Regions from separate parts of the Homo sapiens genome. Here region 2 is linked to region 1. Evidence: read pairs that join two places in POLR2A ChIA-PET (ENCODE). Cell type or tissue: HepG2. All regions are shown on one strand.

Region 1 (8,000 bases):
CAGAGCCCTTGGTCCCTGACCTTAGCCCTCTTCTGTCTAACCTCCAAACCCTCTCCTGGGGGTGAGCTCCTCTCCCCAACCCTCTGCCCTCCACCCCTGGCTTAGGGCACCCACAGAGCCTCTTCTGATGTCACCTTTTCCTGAACTGATCCAATATCAGCTCCCATGGGGGACATAGTGCCATATCTTGCAGGCTCTGAGGCACAGCCTGCCCAGCCCAGCTTCCTCCTTGGGTACAAACCCATGTAGACTGGAATCCCAGCCAGCTCCAGAGCTCTTATGGGCTGAGGGATTTGAGAACAAGACACTTTTCCTCTCTCTCTCTTTTTTTTATTTTATTTATTTATTTATTTTTGAGATAGAGTCTCGCTCTGTCACCCAGGCTGGAGTGCAGTGGCACGATCTTGGCTCACTGCACCCTCCATCTCTTGGATTCAGGCAGTTTTCTGCCTCTGCCTCCTGAGTAGCTGGGATTATAGGCGCCCGCCACCACGCCCCACTAATTTTTGCATTTTTAGTAGAGACGGGGATTCACCTTGTTGGCCAGGCTAGTCTCGAACTCCGACCTCACGATCCACCCACCTCGGCCTCCCAAAGTGCTGGGATTACAGGCGTGAACCACTGTGCCTGGCCACTTCTCTTCTCTTTATTATTCCGTAAAGTGAGGCTCACATGCCGAGCCCAAGGTGGTAGTGAGGGCTCAACATAAAGTTCTTGGAGCAGTGCCTGGACAGAGTAAGTGTTCGAGTATGACTACGATCCATTCCAAGAGCGGACCCCTTACCAACTTTGTAGGACTCCTCACCGGGCGCTCATCATACTCAGCCTCCAGGAAGGCCCCCAGCAATCCCTGCCTCCTGCTGTCTGTTCCCTTGTGTACTCCCTGAGTGTGGGTAGGACTGGGTGACTTAGGAATAGAATACGACCCACATGGCCCAGCACAGTGGCTCACGCCTGTAATCCCAGAACTTTGGGAGGCTCAGATGGGCAGATCACAAGGTCAGGAGATTGAGACCAGCCTGGCCAACATGGTGAAACCATGTCTCTACTAAAAATACAAAAATCAGCCTGGGCGTGGTGGCAGGCGCCTGGACTCCCAGCTACTCGGGGGGCTGAGGCAGGAGAATCGCTGGGATTATAGGCGTGAGTCACCGCACCTGGCCAAAAAAAGACCAACTTTTGTTTTGGGTAGTGGTGGCCCCCCCTTCTTGCTCTCTTGCCCTGGGGAGAGTCAGCTGTCCCAGGCCGGAGAGGCGAAGGTGGCCAGGAGCTGAAGGCTTCCCCCTGTGGGTGAGCTTGGAAGAAATCCCTCCAAGTCACTGCTGTCCCCTCTGCAGCCTGCTGGAGACCCTGGGCCAGAGCCATGGGCTGGGCCACTTCTGAATTTCTAACCCACCTATGCTGCGAGATGGCGTTTGGTTTTCAGTTGCTAAGCTTTGAGGTAATTGACTATGCAGTAGTAAATAGACACCTAATACCAAAGTTGATTGAAAAAGCCTTTTACAGTAGAAAACAGTCTACTGTAAATGGGAGGCCGAGGTGGGCGGATCACAAGGTCAGGAGTTCGAGACCATCCTGGCTAACACAGTGAAACCCCGTCTCTACTAAAAATAAAAAAATTAGCTGGTCGTGGTGGCAGGTGCCTGGACTCCCAGCTACTCGGGAGGCTGAGGCAGGAGAATCGCTGGAACCCAGGAGGTGGAGGTTGCAGCAACTTGAGATCACGCCACTGCACTCCAGCCTGGGTGACAGTGCTAGACTCCGTCTCAAAACAAAACAAAAAAAAAAAGACCAGCCTGGATAACATGGCGAAACCCCATCTCTACAAAAACTTAAAAAATTAGCCGGGTGTGGTGGTGCACACCTGTAGTAGTCTCAGCTACTTGGGAGGCTGAGGTGGGAGGATCGCTTGAGCTGAGGAGGTCGAGGCTACAGTGAGCTGTGATTGTGCCACTACACTCCAGCCTGGGTGACAGAGCGAGACTGTGGCTCATGCGTATAATCCCAGCACCTTGGGAGGCCGAGGCAGGCAGACCACCTGAGGTCAGGAGTTCAAGACCAGCCTGGCCAACGTGGTGAAACCCCGACGGAGGCTCTGTCCACAGAGCTGTCTGGCAGGTCCTTGCAACTGTACAGCGCAGCCAGCCCAGCCTCCAGGCCTAGTGCCTGGGTTAGTCATGGCCCCTCCATCACAGGCAACGCGTGGCTCTACCGGGAAGGTGCTCAGGTGGAGGAATTTCACACAAGGTGACGGGGGCCAGGGCATGCTTCCGGCAGGAAGTCAGCCCTGGAGATCTCAATACTCACATGTGTGTCTCAGTCACACTGTGTGTTTGTGTGTGCGGAACGTAGAGAGCTGATCACCTCAAGGGACATCCCAGCCCATAGCCCCCCACCGCACACACACCCCCAACGCACACACACAAACATGTTCCCAATGCAAAGCATGCAGTGTTGCCCAATGCGCTCATCCCGGAGGCAGGTGTCCGCTTCGACACCGTGTGGTGACACATGCACGACGGGGGCAGATCCCCAGCACCCGCCTTCTCATTGTGAGCCGCCTTTGTTTTGCATTCAGACACGTGGAGCCCCGGGAACCAAGCTGCAGGGCCAGTGCCTTCCAGCCTTCCAGGCCCGAAGCCTCCAGTCCCTCAGGAGCTCCTCAGGCCTTCAGGAGCCCCGGCAAGCACCCTCCGGCTCCCAAGCCCTTCCGGGCCTGCCAGCGGCCTGCTGTAGAGTGGGGTGGGAAGCCGTTGGGAGGGAGGAGCAGAGGAGTTCTGGTCTCCCCTAGCCGGGCCTCCTGCCGGGACACCTGCCAGCTGCTCCCCACCCCCGGCCTTGGCTCCTGGCCTGGCAGCCCCCGATTCCTCCCCTTCACACACTCAGGACTGCAAAGAAGGCCGGGGGAGGCCCCACTAAAGCACAGCCTCCAAGGTACACCTGGAGACTCGGGGACCTTGGGGGCCCTCAATCCCTCTGGGCCTCAGTTTCCCCCAGAAAGACAGGCCCAGAATCAAGAGGGATCTATGACAATGGGGGTGGGATTAGGCGTGTGTGTGCTTCCTGCGCATCCTGGCAGGCTGTGGGCGTTCTTGGCAGGCATCCACCAGTCCCCAGGCTCTGGAGGAGGAGGCCGGATGGGGGTGGGAGGCTGGGAGCCCCGGGGGAATGAGCTGCACCGCCCACACCGCCATAGGAGCGGCCTCCACACACCCAGCCCAGAGAGGCTGGACCCACAGGGCAGTGGCCTCAGAGGAGATGCTGGGCTCCCTTGCTGGTGTTGGGGAGGGTCGTCTTGGGTGGTCTTCCCCCTACCTTTCGCCCAAAGGTGCTCTGGGACAGACCCCTGACCACCTCCAAAGACTTGGGCCTCAGTCTCCATAGAACGAGGGGTTTCTGGACCACCTGCCAGCTGCCTGGGCAGGGCTGAGCACCAGCACTTTAGGTCCATTGAACTTTGGGGGCTGCCCAGTCCACCCCACTGCTTTCACCTCTGTCCTGGGTTACAAGAGGGGCTTCAAACCGCAGACCCTACAACCCAAGACCTCAAAACCCAGATCCTGGAATCCTAGACTCCAGAACCCCCAGACAGGAACCCGGACCAAGAATGTTCCCCAGAGCTGCTCAGGGGCCACGTAGGGCCTTTCTGTCCTTCTGTGACAAAGACACTTGTCACTCGCGCTCCAGGGATGGGGCATGGAGTGCCTGCCTTCAGAATCTGAAAGGCCTTCTCCAGAAACTCCCGGTCTCCACCCCCGGCCCGCCAAGGGGCGGGTGCATCCCACCTGCTGTGGGCTGAACCTAGTCCTGGTGGCTCTTATCAGTGCCCTGAGAGGTCCCCGGGAGGGAGCCGCATCCCACCAATGGATGAGGACACAGGAGCCCCATGGAGCTCACCCCCAGCCTGGCCTTCCCAGAACAGAAAGATGGCGGCCCCCAGGAGGCCCTCCTGGCCCTGGCCCGGGTCGGCTGAGGGCAGGGCCTGGTGACAGTTTCCGGTGTGTCCTCCGCAACAGCCTTCTCAGGCTCTCACCCTCACCCCACCCCAGAGTCTCTGTACACCCCTGCTTGGACAGCTGGGGGGCACATAGAGCATGACTCCGGCCCACCAGGGCCAGGGTGGGGGCTGCACCCCAAATGCCTTTGGCCTGAGTCCTCTAGCGGTTGGGAGGAGCCACCCTGACAGGGGCATCAGGTGATGTCCTAATTGCATCCAGTTAGGATCCAGTAGGCCTCAGTGGGCCCCAATAGCAGCTGGGGCCAGGCCTGGAGGAGGGGATCTGAGCCCTGGGCCGGCCGGGCAGCTACGCAGGACTCTGCGGGGCCGGGCATGGCCTGGCGTTTCACACGACCCAGTCCCATCCCTGGGCCTCAGTCTTCTGTGTGTGGAACAGGAACACCCCCTTGAGGGCTGTGGTGAGGACCCGATGATACTGGCGAAGTGCCCTGGGCCCAGCTGGCCCTCCTGTCTTGGTCCCGGGGCATGGTGGGAAGGGAGCTGGGGGGCAGAGTGTGGCAGGGTCATCCCCCTCCTGACTTCCTGGCGTGGCATTGAGTTGGGAAAGGTTGCAAAGGGGTGAGCTCTCCTGAACTGGTGGCCCAGGCAGCTGGGGAGGGGCAGCACAGCGCAGAGTGCCCCTGCTGGGTGCTGGGTGGGGCACCAGTGTCCAGAACGCTCAACACAGCCCTCCCCTTGGGGCTGCAAGGCCCCCACCCCATATTAGCCTGGCAGCACTGGGGATGTGGCACCAACACCTTCCAGTGGAAGTGTCTGTGACGGGAGGTGAAGGCTGGGTATTTAAACATCTGGAACCAGCTCTGAAGGCCAGGCCCGCTGTGGGGGGTTTGGGTTCCAGCCAGCCGCGCAGCGTGGGAAGGATCACAGCAGTGTGGGCCAGTGGAGAGCGGTGGCTGGCTCCAAGTACAGATTCTGCCTCAGTTTCTCCATGGGTGTCTTGGGGGCTGGTCTTCCTCAGCCCCAGCTGCCTGCCCTTCTCGCCCCCCCACAGCTCATTTCTGCAGGTGGCCCTCCCTCCAGCCCCGGCTGGGCCCCTTCCCTGTGGCTGAGTTACCCCCGGCCTGCCCCTGCCAGTGGGGCTCCTGCTCCCACGGGGGCATCCTTCACACATTTTTTCCCAAACCGCCCCTCTCCCGCGTCATCACAGCTCCTTGGATTTACATCGGCCAGAGCAGCAGGCCTGGGCCTCCTGTTCACCAGCCATCCCTGTCACTGAAGCTGGTGTGCCCTGGGGCAGGGTCAGGGATGTGGCACAGAAGGCTGCCCGGCAAGTGCCTGAGGAAAGAGGGAAAGTCTGAATGCACAGAAACAAACACATCAACAGATGCTATTCACAGCTCACGAGAATCCCATGATATCCCCATTTACAGAAGTAGTGGGCACAGAGAGGTTAAGCAACTTGCCTGGAGTCACACAGCCTGGAAGTGGCAGAGCTGGGATTTGAAGTCAGATGAGTGACAGCCTTCAGCAGCAGGCCCTTTCCCTGAAAAATGGGACCTCCTGGAGGCTGGATAAGGCCTCAGTGGAGACACTGTGGCCCTCACAGCAAGTCTGACAGACACACAAACAGAGACTTCAGGTCTTGCCCTGGGAGGAGAAGGAGCTGGCCCTGCTTCCTCTCCTGCCTGGGGAAGGATGTGCACACACCAGGAAGCCACCAAGAGGGGCTCAGATCCCAGCAGGTTTGCCCTTGGCCTGGGCCCCAGACCCCCCTGTGGTCCTAGGTCTGAGGACCTGCCTGGGGACAGGGCTGGGCCGCTGGTCCCAGGGCCTTGCAGCCCCAAGGGGAGGGCTGTGTTGGGCATCCTTGAAACTGGTGCCCCACCCAGCACCCTGACGTACTCCCCTGGGGGTCAGCTCTCCACAGCAGCTGAGGTTGGAGGGCTTAGGGGCCCCAGAAGTGCCTTGCCGGTCAGTCACCCTCAGAGCACCAGGGAGGACTCTCCCAGGAGCTTATTAGAAATGGAGGGTCCAGCCGGGCGCAGTGGCTCACACCTGTAATCCCAGCACTTTGGGAGGCCGAGGCGGGAGGATCACGCGATCAGGAAATCAAGAACATCCTGGCTAATACGGTGAAACCCAGTCTCTACTAAAAATACAGAAAATTAGCCAGGTGTGGTGGCAGGCGACTGTAGTCCTAGCTACTCGAGAGGCTGAGGCAGGAGAATGGCATGAACCCGGGAGGCGGAGCTTGCAGTGAGCTGAGATCGCACCACTGCACTCCAGCCTGGGTGACAGAGCGAGACTCCATCTCAAAAAAAAAAAAAAAAAAAAAAAAAAGAAATGGAGGGTCCTGGCCAGGCACCGTGGCTCACGCCTGTAATCCCAGCACTTTGGGAGGCCAAGGCGGGCAGATCACAAGGTCAGGAGTTCGAGACCAGCCTGGGCGACATGGTGAAACCCCTGTCTCTACTAAAAATACAAAAATTAGCCAGGCATGGTGGCGCAGGCCTGTAATCCCAGCTACTCAGGAGGCTGAGGCAGGAGAATCACTTGAACCTGGGAGGCAGAGGTTGCAGTGAGCCGAGATTGCGCCACTGCACTCCAGCCTGGGCAACAGAATCGAAACTCCATCTCAAAAAAAAAAGAAAGAAAGAAACAAGCCCCTGAACTCTGCTCCCTCTCCTGTCTCCAACTCACGAGGAGGAGCAGGCAGGCTCGTGGCTTATCTGCAAGGCTGTTGTAGTCGGGCGGGTCGGGGGACATAGGGTAATCCCTCCAGCGTCCTATCGATGTCCCTGGTCACCCTCCGCAGTGATTGCACGAAGAGCTTTCACTGAGCACTCCAGCTGTCCCGAGAGCTGTCAGGGGATCTCACCTGCTCAGGACTCCTCGTTTTGCAGTGGAGGAAAGTGAGGCACAGAGAAGTTATGTAATTTGTCTAGAAGTATGTAACACAGCTGGCATGCATAGGAGCCGGGATTCGAACCCAAGCCATCAGGCCCAGAACCCCTGCTCTTAACCATGAAAGTTATATGTCTTCTTGTGTAAAACAGCTGGAGCCCCCATCACGCGACAGGGAGAATGGCCATCTTTCTTCCCTGGGTCCTACAGGAAGTCCAGGCACCCCAGGGGCTTCCTCCATTCTGAAGAAAGACTAGGAAAACCTCTGTCCCAGGACACCCTTCTCTGCCGCCCACTGCCCGGCTGCTGGGGCTGCCTCACTGAGGTAGGTGTCAAGGGCACAGGAGGGGAGGGGTGCTCCCAGGGCCTGGCTGCCAGGGAATTTACATGCCCTAGAGTCACAATGCTTCATCTGGCTGGGAGCAGTGGCTCACGCCTGTAATCCCAGCACTTTGGGAGGCCGAGGCAGGTGGATCACGAGGTCAGGAGATCGAGACCATCCTGGCTAACAGGGTGAAACCCCGTCTCTACTAAAAATACAAAAAATTAGCCGGGCGTGATGGTGGGCGCCTGTAGTCCCAGCTACTTGGGAAGCTGAGGCAGGAGAAGGGCATGAACCCGGGAGGCAGAGCTTGCAGTGAACTGAGATCACGCCACTGCACTCCAGCCTGGGCAACAGGGCGAGACTCCATCGCAAAAAAAAAAAAAAAAAAAAAGAAAGAAAGAAAAAAGGAAAAAACAAGGCTTCATCTGCCCTTGCTGAAGTCTCCCCTTCCCCAGCACTCCCTCCACAGGCCTGGATCACAACCACATCCCCCTGCAGTTTCCCCAGTGCCTCTCCCCTCCCTGCCTGCCCCTCAGAGGGGTCAGGGCAGCAAGTAGCCTTGCAGGAAGGAACAGGGTGGCCTGGGGGCTCCTAGAGAGTCTCCCCCGAGCCACAGACTATCCACTCCAGCAAGGCATCCAGGCTCCCGTGTCACCAGAGGACAGATCGTTTTTTGTTTGTTTGTTTGAGACAGAGTCTTGTTCTGTCACCCAGGCTGGAGTGCAGTGGCGCAATCTCAGCTCACCGCAACCTCTGCCTCCTGGGTTCAAATGATTCTCCTGCCTCAGCCTCCCGAGTAGCTGGGATTACAGG
Region 2 (8,000 bases), 63 kb before region 1:
TCCCAGCACTGTGGGAGGCCAAGACAGGCAAATCACCTGAGGTCAGGAGTTCAAGACCAGCCTGGCCAACATGGCAAAACCCCGTCTCTACTAAAAATACAAAAATTAGGCCGGGCACGGTGGCTCATGCCTGTAATCCCAGCACTTTCGGAGGCCGAAGCAGGCAGATCACTTGAGGTCGGGAGTTCAAGGCCAGCCTGCCCAATATGATGAAACCCTATTTCTACTAAAAATACAAAAATTAGCCAGGCATGGTGGCGCGCACCTGTAATCCCAGCTATTCACGAGGCTGAGGCAGGAGAATCACTGGAAGCAGGGAAGCAGAGGTTGCAGTGAGCCGAGATCATGCCACTGGACTCCAGCCTGTGCAACAGAGCGAGACTCCATTTCAAAAACAAAAACAAAAAAAACCACAAAGACACACACATTGGCCTAGCCTACAGTCAGGATCATCAATATCACCATCTTCCAACTCCATACCTTCCTTGTCCCACTGGAAGGTCTTCAGAGGCAATAAGACCCATGGAGGTGTCATATTCTAGAGTAACAATGCCTTCCTTCTGGAATACCTCCTGAAGGACCTGCCTGAGGCTGTTTTACAGCAAACTGATAATTTTTATAAGTAGGAATACACTCTAAAATAACCATACAAAGTATAGCATAGTAAATCCACAAACCAGTAATACAGTTATTGTCATTACCAAGTACTATGTACTATACATAACTCCATGTGCTAGATTTTGTAAGACTGGCAGTGCAGTAGGTTTGTTTACACCAACACCACACAAACACCTAAGTAATGCTACACGCTGTTGCACTATAGACAAGGTGAAGTTACTAGGCGACAGAAATTTTTTAGTTCCATTATAATCTTATGGGACCACTGTCCTTGACCAAAATGACATTTGTTTTGCAATACATGACTGTATGTATAGCCTTCAGTCACACCATCAAAATAAATGGCTCTTCTAAAAAAAACTCCAACTATATTCTAAGTTGTGAAGATGACTATTTCAACATACATGCAGGAATAAAGCAACTCAGTCCAATTTGTCCCCAGGCAACCAAGCTAACCACCTCCCATTTCACCGGTGTTCTCACTGCCAGGAAGAAGAGGAATGTAACTGGACTACAAGTTGGCTCTGGCAACCCGAAACATAAAATTCCCCAACACCTGGGGCCACATGGAAACAACTAATCAATGGATCCAATAAAGTCTTGCTCCTAAGTGTTTTTTCTTTTCCTTTTTTTTTTTTTTTTTTTTTTGAGATGGAATATTGCTCTGTCACCCAGGCTGGAGTGCAGTGGCACGATCTCGGCTCACTGTAGCTCCACCTCCCAGGTTCAGGCAATTCTCGCGCCTCAGCCTCCCAAAATGCTGGGATTATAGCCTGGCTAATTTTTTGTATTTTTAGTAGAGACAGGGTTTCACCATTTTGGCCAGGCTGATCTTGAATTCCTGACCTTGGGAGATCCACCTGCCTCAGCCTCCCAAAGTGCTGGGATTACAGGAGTGAGCAACTGCACCCAGCCTAAGTGTTTTCTCTTAAAGAGGATTCTGGCTGACCCTCTCTAAAATACACTAAATTGAATTCTGATTATACTTATAAATCAGAATTCTTATAATACTTAAAATTAACAGTCTATCTTGTTGATCCTTTTCCTTTCTTACTGAAACATAAAATAAAGGTGCCTCTTACAGCTGAGGGCCTCTCGGACTGGATTACCACGGCAAGTTATTAGGTTCAACCATAAGACTAAGCCTCTCAATGCCTCTGTTTCCTCATCTGGAAAATGGAGATAGTAACTTTACATCATATGACTGTTGTGAGGGTCAAATGATTTGATGTGTGTTAAAACTAGCCTGGCACAGAGTAAGCAACCTGGATAGATCATTCTTTCGAGGGTTTTGTTAGTGATGACAAGTTGTACCTCCCTATCCACACACTACCCATTGCCTTATAAGGAGTGGCAAATCCCTAAGACAGCTGTTAGTTTTAGTCTATAGCATTTTAACCTTTCGTGGGAAACTAACTGACCATTATAGGATCAAAGCTGTAACTTTAACCTTTAACCTATATGCTACTATAACTATATACTAGGCAAAAATTAAATCAGAGCTTTTCAAGTCATCCAGCACTGTGATTTGGGTCAACTAGCTAATAGCAGGCCAAAATGAGATGAATAACTTAGTGGAAACACAACAATCAACAAAAAAAATTGTCAATTCTCAGTAACATTCATCTTAGAAATCAGGGGTATACACCAAGACCAATCTCTGAGTACAGTCTCCAGTCAGGAATGTATTTTTATCCCTTCCTAGTCAAATAAACTCAATCCTCCTCCCCGCAACACACATAATATTAAAGAAAAAACAAAAAACATATGTGCAATTCTAACAAAGAATATCCAAATATATAAATAAAAAGAACTCACACAAATCCATACAAAAAACCAAAACCTATAAAAACCAACACCCTATAGAAAAACAGCAAAACAGCCTAGGAAACATGGTGAAACCCTGTCTCTACAAAAAAACACAAAAATTAGCCAGGCGTGGTGGCACACTCCTGTAGTCCCAGCTACCTCGGAAGCTGAGGTGGGAGGATCATGTGAGCCCAGGAGATGAAGGTTGCAGTGAGCTGAGATTAAGCCACCGCACTCCAGCCTGGGCAACAGAGCAAGACCCTAAGGGGGAAAAAAAAGAAAAATAGCAAAAGAAAGATACATTCACAGGAGGAAACTGAGTGGCAAAAAAAAGAAAAAAAAATTTACAGACACCCCTGGGCCAGGGTTAAGACCAACAAAACCTGAAACCCCATCTCTACAAAAAATACAAATATTAGCTGGGCATAGTGGCAAGAGCCTATAAACCCAGCTACTCCGGAGGCCAAGGTGGGAAGATTACTTGAGCCTGAGAGGCTGAGGATGCAGGGAGCCAAAATTACACAACTGCACTCCAGCCTGGATGACAGAGCCAGACCCTGTCTCAAAAAGTACATATAAACAAATAAAAAATAAATAAAAAGACACTCTTTTCTTATCGATACTTAGCTAAAACACACTTAGTACTTTTTGTCACATTCTTTGCTGGGTGTGGTGGTGAACAACTGTAGTCCAAACTACTCCAGAAACTGAGGTATGAAGATCACTTGAGCCCTAGAAGTTCAAGGCTACAGTACGCTATGATCACGCCACTGCACTCCAGCCTGGGCGACAAGAGTAAGAACTCATCTCAAAAAAGGGGAAAAAAAAGGTCTTAAAAAAATTAAAAATTAAAAATTAAAAACATAAGACACTTAACCTCATCATTAATTGGAAAACTTAATTACAGGCACAGTGACTCATGCCTGTAATCTCAACACTTTGGGAGGACACAGCAGAAGGACTGGTTGAGCCCAGGAGTTGGAGACCAGTCTGGGCAACTTGGCAAAACCCCGTCTCTACAAAAAGTTCAAAAATCAGTCAGGCATACTGGCTCATGCCTGTAGTCCCAGCTTCTCAGGAAACTGAGACAGGAGGATCACTTGAGCCCTGGAGGCTGAGGCTGTAGTGTGCTGTGATCATGCCACTGCACTCCAGCCTAAGAGGCAGAACGATATCAAGTCTACAAAAAAAGAAAGAAGAGGCCAGGCACAGTGGATCACGTCTGTAATCCTAGGACTTTGGGAGGCCGATGCGGGAGATCACTTGAGGTCAGGAGTTCAAAACCGGCCTGGCCAGCATGGTGAAACCCCTTCTCTACTAAAAATATTTTTTAAAATTAGCCAGGCGTGGTAGCACATGCCTGTAATCCTAGCTACACGGGAGGCTGAGGCAGGACAATCACTTGAACCGGGGAGGCGGAGGTTACAGTGAGAGGAGACTGCGTCACTGCATTTCTAGCCTGGGGAACAAAACAAGAGCGAAACTCCATCTCCAAAAAAAAAAAAAAAAAAAGAAAAGAAAAGAAAAGAAAAAAATGCTAATATAAGCCATTAAAGGATAGCATTTAAAAAAAATTAATAACCTAACTAACACCATGACGAAGACAAGGTGAAAACAAAGTTGTTTACCTTGCTAGTGGAAATGTACTTGTTTGGAAAGCATAAAAGTACATGAATAGCATAGATTATTCCATTTACAAAAACACTAACAATAACAAGAAAACATATTATCACTTTTTTTTTTTTTTTGAGACGGAGTCTAGCTCTGTCGTCCAGTCTGGAGTGCAGTGGCACAACCTCGGCTCACTGCAATCTCCGCCTCCCGGGCTCAAGCAATTCTCCCGCCTCAGCCTCCCAAGTAGCTGGGATTACAGGTACCCGCGACCACACCCAGCTAATTTTTATATTTTTAGTAGAGACGGGGTTTCGCCATGTTGGCCAGGCTGGTCTCGAACTCCTGATCTCAGGTGATCCTCCCGCCTCACCCTCCCAAAGTGCTGGAATTACACACATGTATTTAAGTACAAAAACACGTATGGGAATTCTGACAGCCTTGAGTGTGCCACTCAGATTTCCCTTCAAGAGAGAAAATGTTGCAAGGAGTGTAGTTAACTGACAGCCCCAGCTACCAGAAATCTACTACAGCACCCATACCAAGGCTAGGCTACTCTAGGCTGCTCCCAGCCAATGACTGAACACAGCAGATGTTCACAAAGAAGGACCATTCCTGCCCAACAGACTCTTCTAACAATCTACTCTGGCTGAGATTTTCTCTGAACTGCAAGCTGCACTGCAGTTTGAGGTTCCTCTATCAATCATTAATCATCATTCCTTCCCTCTCTTCTTTCACAGGTGTCACACATGCTTCCAGTGTAAAGGCTCTTGCCACCTACACCTCCTTCCTCTCTTTATCCTTCACAAGCATACCCTAATGAACCTCTTGCACATCTAATTCTGTCTTGTCATCTGCTTCTCAGAAGATGCAAACTATCACAGAAATAATATAAACCAACTGTGAATTAATGAAGAAAGAAGGCGGGAATGAGGCTTTAGCTGTACCTGAAGCAAATATTGCCTAGTATTAAATCAGTGTTTGGTCGGGTGCGGTGGCTCAAGCCTGTAATCCCAGCACTTTGGGAGGCCAAGGCGGGTCAATCACCTGAGGTCAAGAGTTCGAAACCAGCCTGGCCACCATAGTGAAACCCCGTCTTTTTTTTTTGAGACAGAGTCTCACTTTGTCACCTAGGCTGGAGTGCAGTGGTGCCATCTACGCTCACTGCAACCTTTGCAGCCTGGGTTCAAGCAATTCTCCTGCCTCAGCCTTCTGAGTAGCTGGGATTACAGGCATGCACCACCACGCCCAGCTAATTTTTGTGTTTTTAGTAGAGAGGGGTTTCATCATGTTGGCCAGGTTGGTCTTGAACTCCCGACCTCAAGTGATCCGCCTGCCTCGGCCTCCCAAAGTGCTGGGATTACAGGTGTGAGCCACCATGCCCAGCCAGCGAAATACCATCTCTACTAAGAATACAAAAATTAGCAGCCGGGCGCGGTGGCTCACGCCTGTAATCCCAGCACTTTGGGAGGCCAAGACGGGCAGATCACGAGGTCAGGAGATCGAGACCATCCTGGCTAACATGGTGAAACCCCATCTCTACTAAAAATACAAAAAATTAGCCAGGCGTGTTGGCGGGCACCTGTAGTCCCAGCTACTCGGGAGGCTGAGGCAGGAGAATGGCGTGAACCCAGGAGGCGGAACTTGCAGTGAGCTGAGATCACGCCACTGCACTCCAGCCTGGGGAACAGAGTGAGACTCCGTCTTCAAAAAAAAAAAAAAAAAAATTAGCTGGGCATGGTGGCACACACCTGTAGTCCTAGCTACTCGGGAGGCTGAGGCAGGAGAAGCACTTGAACCTGGGAGACAGAGGTTGCAGTGAGCCAAGGTCACACCATTGCTCTCCAGCCTGGGTGACAAGAGCAAAACTCTGTCTCAAAATACAATAAAAAATAAAACTAAAATCAATCAATCAATCACTGGCTGGGCGCGGTGGCTCACGCTTGTAATCCCAGCACTTTGGGAGGCCGAGGTGGGCGGATCACGAGGTCAGGAGATCAAGACCACGGTGAAACCCCATCTCTACTAAAAATATAAAAAATTAGCCGGGCGTGGTGGTGGGCGCCTGTAATCCCAGCTACTCAGAGAGGCTGAGGCAGGAGAAGGGCGTGAACCCGGGAGGCGGAGCTTGTAGTGAGCTGAGATCGCGCCACTGCACTCCAGCACCCCAGCCTGGGTGACAGAGCGAGACTCCGTCTCAAAAAAATAATAATAATAATTAAATAAATAAATCACAAAGCATTGCCAGGCACATGCCTGTGATCCCAGCACTTTGGGAGGCCAAGGCAGGAAGACTGCTTGAGCACAAGAGTTAGAGACCAGCCTGGGCTCAAGCGTGGTGATGTGCACATGTATTCCCAGCAACTGATGAGGCTGAGGGGGGAGGATCACTTGAGTCTGGGAGGCAGAGGTTGAAGTGAGCCAACATCAGGGCCACTGCACTCTAGCCTGTGTGACAGAGCAAGACCTTGTTTCAAAAAAAAAAAACAAAACAAAACAAAACCACAAAGCATTCACCATATTTTTTTTACAATGATCTAAAGCATAAAAAAAGCAGAACATAGAATCACCAGTGAAAACAAATGAAAGGCATATCAAGACACCCTGTTCAGTAAAATTACCTATTCCACATGAAAACATAACACAGTTTTCTGACAGAAGTCAACTCTGAAGTGACAGTTAAGCCAATGACAACCACAAATTTTCAGATCTGATTAAATACATTGGATTAAACATTCAAAATAAAGGTTGCTTTTTTAAAGGGCCACTATCTCAAAAATATTCATCATTAACAATGTACGCCTCTGAAGCACCAAGGACGTGTATAAAGAGAATAAAAAAAATTAAAAAATAGTAATAATAATGGCTGAACACGGTGGCTCACACCTGTAAGCCCAGCACTTTGGGAGGCCAAGGCAGGCAGATGGCTTGAGCCAAGGAGTTCGAGACCAGCCTGGACTACGTGGCAAAACTCTTGTCTCTACAAAAAATACAAAAAAACTAGTCAGGCATGGTCGTGGACATCTGTAGTCCCAGCTACTTTCGAGGTAAAGTATGGATGGGAGGATAGTGTGCGCCCAGGAGGTTCAAGTTCACTGCCGCCATGATCACACCACTATACTGGTGACAGAGTGTGACCCTATCTCAAAAAAAAAAGGAAAAAAAAGGAAAGAAAAACATTATTCATTTCAAAATAAGTGATGCTTTGCTTATGTAGGAAAGAACCAACCAGAGGTAGGATAGATAAGCATCCCCCCTCTTACCCTATTATTCTGTAACTACTGAATATTAAAAGAAACCAATGACAACTCAGCATAATCTGCGGCAGACAGCATGGAAAGGCAGTCTGGACAACACATGTAAGAACAAAGCCTAAGTTAAAAGTGTAGGGCTGCACTTAGGTTTTTAACTCTTTTTTTTTTTAACTCTTTAAAAGTTGGTAAAACTTTTTATTTCAGTGTAAACACAAATGGTATTCTAACTACCAAGCAATGCCACACTACACCGATCTAATCTAGGTATTAATTATTTTATAAGAACTGAATCAGGGCCAGGCGTGGCGGCTCACGCCTGTAATCCCAGCACTCTGGGAGGCCGAGGCGGGCGGATCACGAGGTCAGGAGATTGAGACCATCCTGGCTAACATGGTGGAACCCCGTCTCTACTTAAAATACAAAAAAATTAGCCGGGCGTGGTGGCAGGCGCCTGTAGTCCCAGCTACTCGGGAGGCTGAGGCAGGAGAACGGCATGAACCCAGGATGCGGAGCTTGCAGTGAGCCCGGATTACACCACTGCACTCCAGCCTGGACAACAGAGCGAGACACCGTCTCAAAAAAAAAAAAAAAAAAGAACTGAATCAGGATTTTAAGACTAACGTGCTCTATCCACCTCATTCACTCTTTGTAAGGCATGACAGAATTAAATCTTCCTTTGAACTGCATAGGAAATATCAGATAGTCTTA

Evidence for each region. ChIA-PET counts read pairs that join two places held together with the same protein. Peaks named below come from ENCODE experiments on the same cell type or tissue, not always from the same donor. Only the 100,000 strongest peaks of a DNase experiment are listed, where the experiment ranks them.
Region 2: POLR2A ChIA-PET joins it to region 1 with 5 read pairs; 10 of 35 experiments call an interaction of 5 or more read pairs at or near these places.

What each region holds. Positions count from the first base shown.
Region 1 is chr14:102,535,233-102,543,232 of GRCh38, reverse strand. MIR4309 (microRNA 4309) reads right to left here and starts at 3,589; the gene lies at 3,507-3,589. In HepG2, a CTCF peak has its summit at 1,329; DNase peaks (open chromatin) are centred at 2,452, 3,092, 3,932 and 4,062; H3K4me3 peaks cover 3,313 bases.
Region 2 is chr14:102,598,334-102,606,333 of GRCh38, reverse strand. The region is part of intron 2 of RCOR1 (REST corepressor 1); the gene reads right to left. Among named protein-coding and RNA genes, the nearest start is that of RCOR1, 9.7 kb to the right of the region's middle. In HepG2, no CTCF peak of the experiment used is centred here; a DNase peak (open chromatin) is centred at 4,725.